Linked DNA regions of Homo sapiens: region 1 is linked to region 2. Evidence: read pairs that join two places in POLR2A ChIA-PET (ENCODE). Cell type or tissue: Panc1. All regions are shown on one strand. Each heading gives the region's core, and the rest is flanking DNA. Links, peaks and the distances in the headings are about the cores only.

Region 1 (2,810 bases), core at 307-2,806, 80 kb before region 2:
AGTGCAGTGGTGTGATCTCAGCTCACTGCAAGCTCTGCCTCCCGGGTTCACGCCATTCTTCTGCCTCAGCCTCCCGAGTAGCTGGGACTACAGGCACCCGCCACCATGCCCAGCTAATTTTTTGTATTTTTAGTAGAGACGGGGCTTCACCGTGTTAGCCAGGATGGTCTCGATCTCCTGACCTCGTGATCCGCAACAATGGGACTATTTTTACACGTTGATGGCTTTTTTTCTATTTGTATCTTATTTTGAACACTTAAAGGATTTTTGAGCCAGTCTGTGTAAAGATGCTTTCTTCAAAAATAAATGTATTTTGTGATAAGTCTGTGCCATTTTGCATTACTTTGGGAAGTAGATAGCTTAGAATACAAAATGCAGTGAAATCCATTACAATTTTTATTCATCTGCCTTGTTTCTAAATGCGTATTGTCAAAATCTAATTCCCCACTCAACAGAAAGAAACATAGGTAATATGCAAATTTGGTGAATCGCATAAAATGCTTTAGGCATGTGGAGTGAAAAAGCAACAATATAGAGGCAAGAATAGCAGAAGGGATGGATTTGATGAATTTACATAAAACTCAAAAGGTTTATAAGTTGGAAACATCAAATTTGAAGGTTTGGTCAGGTTGTTGAATGGTTCCAGAAGTAGACTGAAGAGATACAGAGATAAAAAATAATTCTATCATATTACCAGGTGCAGTGGTTCATGCCCTATAATGGCTCATGCTGGGATTATATCCCAGCACTTTGAGAGGCTAATGTGGGAGGATCACTTGAGATCAGGAGTTTAAGACTAGCCTGGGCAACACAGAGAGACCCTGTCTCTACCCACCACCTCCCGGCAACATTAGCCAAGTGTGGTGTCACGTGCCTGTAGTCCTAGCTACTTGGGAGGCTGAGGCAGAATTGCTTGAGCCTCAGAGATCCAGGCTGCAGTGAGCTATGATTGCATCACTACGCTCCAGCCTGGGCAGCAGTGAGACACTGTCTCTTAAAAAAAAAAAAAAAAAGGCGCAGTGGCTTACGCCTATAATCCTAGCACTTTGGGAGCCCGAGGCAGGCGGATCACAAGGTCAGGAGTTCGAGACCAGCCCGGCCAACATAGTGAAACCCCGTCTCTACTATAAATACAAAAATTAGCTGAGCGCAGTGGCACACGCCTGTAATCCCAGCTACTCAGGAGGCTGAGGCAGGAGAATCGCTTGAACCCGGGAGGCGGAGATTGCAGTGAGCCGAGATCATGCCACTGCACTCCAGCCTGGGCAACAGAGCGAGACTCTATATCCAAAAAAAAAAAAAAAAAAAAGATAAAATTATGTCATTCATAAATTACTGCAAATTTGAGAAGTACTTAATAGAAATATAACATTAAGCTGCAAATAGATTGGAAAATCCTAAAATTGTTGCAGAATCCCCCAAAATTTGTCACAAAAATTCTAAAAAGTGAATTGGTTCCAAAATCCTAAAAATGACAACAGGATGTCAGAAAAAGTATAGGACACTTGACGGGGATTCGAAAACACTGAACAAGGAGTTGCCTTTTAAGCAAATTGTTCATTACACCAATTGCCCTGCAGTCTCGGGATAACAGCTAAGTGGAATGTGGTTTGCAAAAACTACTCACTGGTGTCTCTTTTTTTCTTCTCTCTTTGCTTTTATTTTAATTGTCTTCATGCATATGTATGTTTCCCTATAAGCTATTTAAAATCTTTTGGGGCAGTAGGTGGCCTAGAAATCATAAATTATACATTAAGTCATGTTCTCTCAACTCACACGCCCACTCTCTTATTGCAGAGAACAGCCCATCTTCACCACCCGAGCGCATGTCTTCCAGATTGACCCCAACACCAAGAAGAACTGGATGCCTGCGAGCAAGCAGGCGGTCACCGTTTCCTACTTCTATGATGTCACAAGGAACAGCTATCGGATCATCAGTGTGGACGGAGCCAAGGTACCACCCCCTCAGCTGATTTTAATACTCCCAGTTGCTTATCTTTCATCCAAGATGCACCCAAAATCCTGCCGTCTTAACACATAAGTTATTGTTATAATGTCTGTATAACATATTCTGTTCTTTTTGCATTTAAACTTACGGTAAATGGGGAAGAAAAATATTTCTCTGTTACCACTGTCTTCATAACTAACATTTTAATGCCTGTATAATAATTCTGCCGACGGCCTATAATGCTCTTAATTTCCCCCCGTGGTTGGATATTTAAGTGGCTTCCAATGTTTTGCTATTATAAATAATGAGCATCTTCATGTACCAAATATCCTCAATTGTTCACATACCATTGCTTTCTTTTGAATAGTCCTTAGGATAGATTCCTAGAATATTATGGGGCAAGATATTAACACTTTATGGCTCTTGATGCATATTGCCAGATTGTTTTCCAGAAGGGTTCGTTCTTCCAGCCTGTATGAGAGTGTCTGTTGTTGCACCCTTGCCAGCATTGGGTATTGTATCTAGTCGGGTTTTGGTGTTATTAGGCATAGGAGTTGAATTTTATTAAGTGGTTTTGGAGTATTTCTTGAAATACATATATATTTTTGTTATTCTGTCTCCCATGATATTTTTGCCACATTATCATGGGAACAGAATTAAGAAGGGATACCAGCAGAAGTATCACCAAGTCTTTAAAAAAAAAAAAAATAGACCTGCTGGTTTTCTGTCTTCATCCTGCTGTACATTTTTTACATGGATTATCTGCTGCCACCTGGAATTCAGTGTATCTAAAGCTGAATTCCCCTTTTTGTCCTCTAAACCACCTCTCCATTTTTATTCCCCAATCATTTGGGCTAATAAA
Region 2 (2,810 bases), core at 78-2,577:
CTTTCAAAATAATGAACAGAACAACTTTATCCACAGGTTAGAGTGGTATGACTCTCATCTAAATGTGATACTATTTTTATAATACAATCATCTGGCAAGGGTCATGAGATTATATGTGGAAAGATGGCCCGGTGCAGGGGGCAGAAACCAAGAGACATCTTAGGTGTCTTCTGATTTCTGTTGTTGAGACCCAAGGCAAGCTGTTTAACTCCTCTGGACTCTAGATTCATTTGTAACACTGGAATAAGCATGCCTTTTCTGAATGATGTCACAGGGTTGTCTGATGGCTCAATGAAGCAAGAGTGATAACAGCATTTACTAAAATTTAAGTTACTGAATTACAATCTAGGGTCCTGCTATTTAAATTTTCATCTTATTTTAAGAAATCTGCGTAAGTCCTTAGAGGAAAACAAGCTGAAGCAAATAAATATCACATCAAAAACAATTCATCAGGCTGGGTGCAGTGGCTCATGCTTGTAATCCCAGCACTTTGGGAGGCTGAGATGGGTAGCTCGCTTGAGGTCAGGAGTTCAAGACCAGCCTGGCCAACATGGTGAAACCCCGTCTCTACTAAAAATACAAAAAAAGTTAGCTGGGCGTGGTGGTACACACCTGTAATCCCAGCTACTCAGGATGCTGAGACAGAAGAGTCGCTTGAACCTGGAGGAGGTTGCAGTGAGCCAAGATCATGCCACTGCACTCCAGCCTGGCTGACAAAGGGAGACCCTGTCTCAAAAAAAAAAAAAAAAAAAAAAAAAAAAAAATTCATCACCAGAAAAAACATTTAACTCTTTCAAATCTGTAGGAATCTTAAGCTATTAAGATGACCAACGTAAATGTCTTCATTTTCTATCAATTTTAAATATAAACTCAATATGTACATATAAGGGTAAACTAGGCACATGTAATGCTGTGCTTTGGGAGGCCAAGGTGGACAGACTGCTTGAGCTCAGGAGTTCGAAACCAGCCTGAGCAACATGGCAAAACCTCATCTCTATCAATAAATAAGTAAATAAATAAACATAATGGTAAACCCAAACAAAGTACAAACAGAGATTGAACATTAAGTGTAAATAAAGAAATAATTTATGACAAATAGTAAATCTGATAAAGTAAAAATTTTAAAAAAACATACCAAAATATCAAGCTTACATAAAGTTGCAACTTCTCGCATAGCCCTAAATGGCTGCAATAAGTACTGGAAGAACATGGTTGCCACGGTAACCAATTCCTGGTATGCTTCATCTTCCTCTTGGTAAACGTTCATTAATGCTACCATGGTGTTGGCTTTTCCGTGTCCTTGAATAACCTAGAAAGCAAATGTGAATAAAGCTCAAGTCAGGACAGTATATTTAATACATACCCAACAAACAAAACTAAACAAAAGAAACCTTCATGTTCTCAACTTTTAATACATCAATTTTAAATACTGATTAAATATGAAAATGTTATCATCCTCCATCAAAAATGCCCAATAAAACAAGAATGGTTAAGAAAAGTATGATATATCCATGTAAGAATATTATTACTGTAGTCATTCAGCACTGTGCTTCTGAAGATTGTTTAATAATATGGAGACTTTTGTCCAGGCATGGTGGCTCACACCTGTAATCCCAGCTGCTGGGGAGGCTGAGGCAGAGAATCGCTTGAACCTGGGAGACAGTGGTTCCAGCCTGGGCAACAAGAAGGAAACTCCATTTCAAAAAAAAAGACACTTTTATAATATTAAATGGAGAGGCAGAGTGCAAAGTTTAATCTCAACTATGCACTAAGTATGCAGCGAAAGGGACCCAAAAGAAGGTTTGAGGTTGTGGATATTTTTTCATTTCACTTTTCTGACTGTAAAGGTGTTGTGAGGCTGTATTCCTTTTTAAAGCTCGTAAGGGCCAGGCGTGGTGGCTCACGCCTGTAATCCCAGCACTTTGGGAGGCTGAGGTGGGCGGATCACGAGGTCAGGAGATCGAGACCATCCTGGCTAACACGGTGAAACCCTGTCTGTACTAAAAATACAAAAGATTAGCCGGGCGTGGTGGCGGGCGCCTGCAGTCCCAGCTACTGGAGAGGCTGAGGCAGGAGAATAGCATGAACCCGGGAGGCGGAGGTTGCAGTAAGCCAAGATGGCGCCACTGCACTCCAGCCTGGGCGACAGTGCCAAGACTCCATCTCGAAAAAAATTTTAAAAAAAGACCTCATAAAACATTACAGAGCTGTCTCCAAGTACTTCAGCATGTTGATTCTCTTAATGCCCCAGATTAATATTCCCATGAAGCCCTTAGCAGTCACCTCATTTACAGAGCCTCAACTGTGGTTCCAGTCTCTGCTGGTTACTGCTTCTGCTGCAGGGCAGAAAATAAACTGAACAGTGTATAATCTAGGTGGACTCACTTGGCAGGAAATTATTTTACTCCCAGAAGAAGAGAAATAAAATCAAATAATATAGATTTTTTTCAACCAATACATTCTTAAATTCTCCTATTTCCATCCTTCTGCTTAAGGATAAAGTGATCTACTTTCAGCTATAGTTTTTTATCCAGGTAATAATATTATGGGTTTTTTTTTTAAGTGAAAGCCTCACTGAACAAAATCAAAACACACACGCAAAAGTAAACTTAAGGCAAGTGATACATTTCAGCCTTATTTCTTAAACTATTCAGAAAAATTCCAGAGTTAAAACATTCAGCTTCATTTTATATATCCTAGCAATACTAGCAATTGGTCTAATTCTAGAATCAATTGCTTTTCCATTCTAAATATTAAAATTATATATTTGAACACGTTTTGAATTTAAGCTTCCTCTCCCAACCCCTCAT

The links. ChIA-PET counts read pairs that join two places held together with the same protein. Peaks named below come from ENCODE experiments on the same cell type or tissue, not always from the same donor. Only the 100,000 strongest peaks of a DNase experiment are listed, where the experiment ranks them.
Region 1: POLR2A ChIA-PET joins it to region 2 with 5 read pairs; 2 of 35 experiments call an interaction of 5 or more read pairs at or near these places.

What each region holds. Positions count from the first base shown.
Region 1 is chr15:82,891,829-82,894,638 of GRCh38, reverse strand. It overlaps HOMER2 (homer scaffold protein 2), which reads left to right. Exons shown (of 9, transcript NM_004839.4): 2 at 1,798-1,954. LOC105370928 (a long non-coding RNA gene) reads right to left here and starts at 1,837. Exons shown (of 5, transcript XR_007064741.1): 1 at 1,777-1,837. In Panc1, for the core only: no CTCF peak of the experiment used is centred there; no DNase peak of the experiment used is centred there.
Region 2 is chr15:82,811,602-82,814,411 of GRCh38, reverse strand. WHAMM (WASP homolog associated with actin, golgi membranes and microtubules) reads right to left here. Exons shown (of 10, transcript NM_001080435.3): 2 at 1,136-1,309. Among named protein-coding and RNA genes, the nearest start is that of WHAMM, 3.4 kb to the right of the region's middle. In Panc1, for the core only: no CTCF peak of the experiment used is centred there; no DNase peak of the experiment used is centred there; H3K27ac peaks cover 376 bases.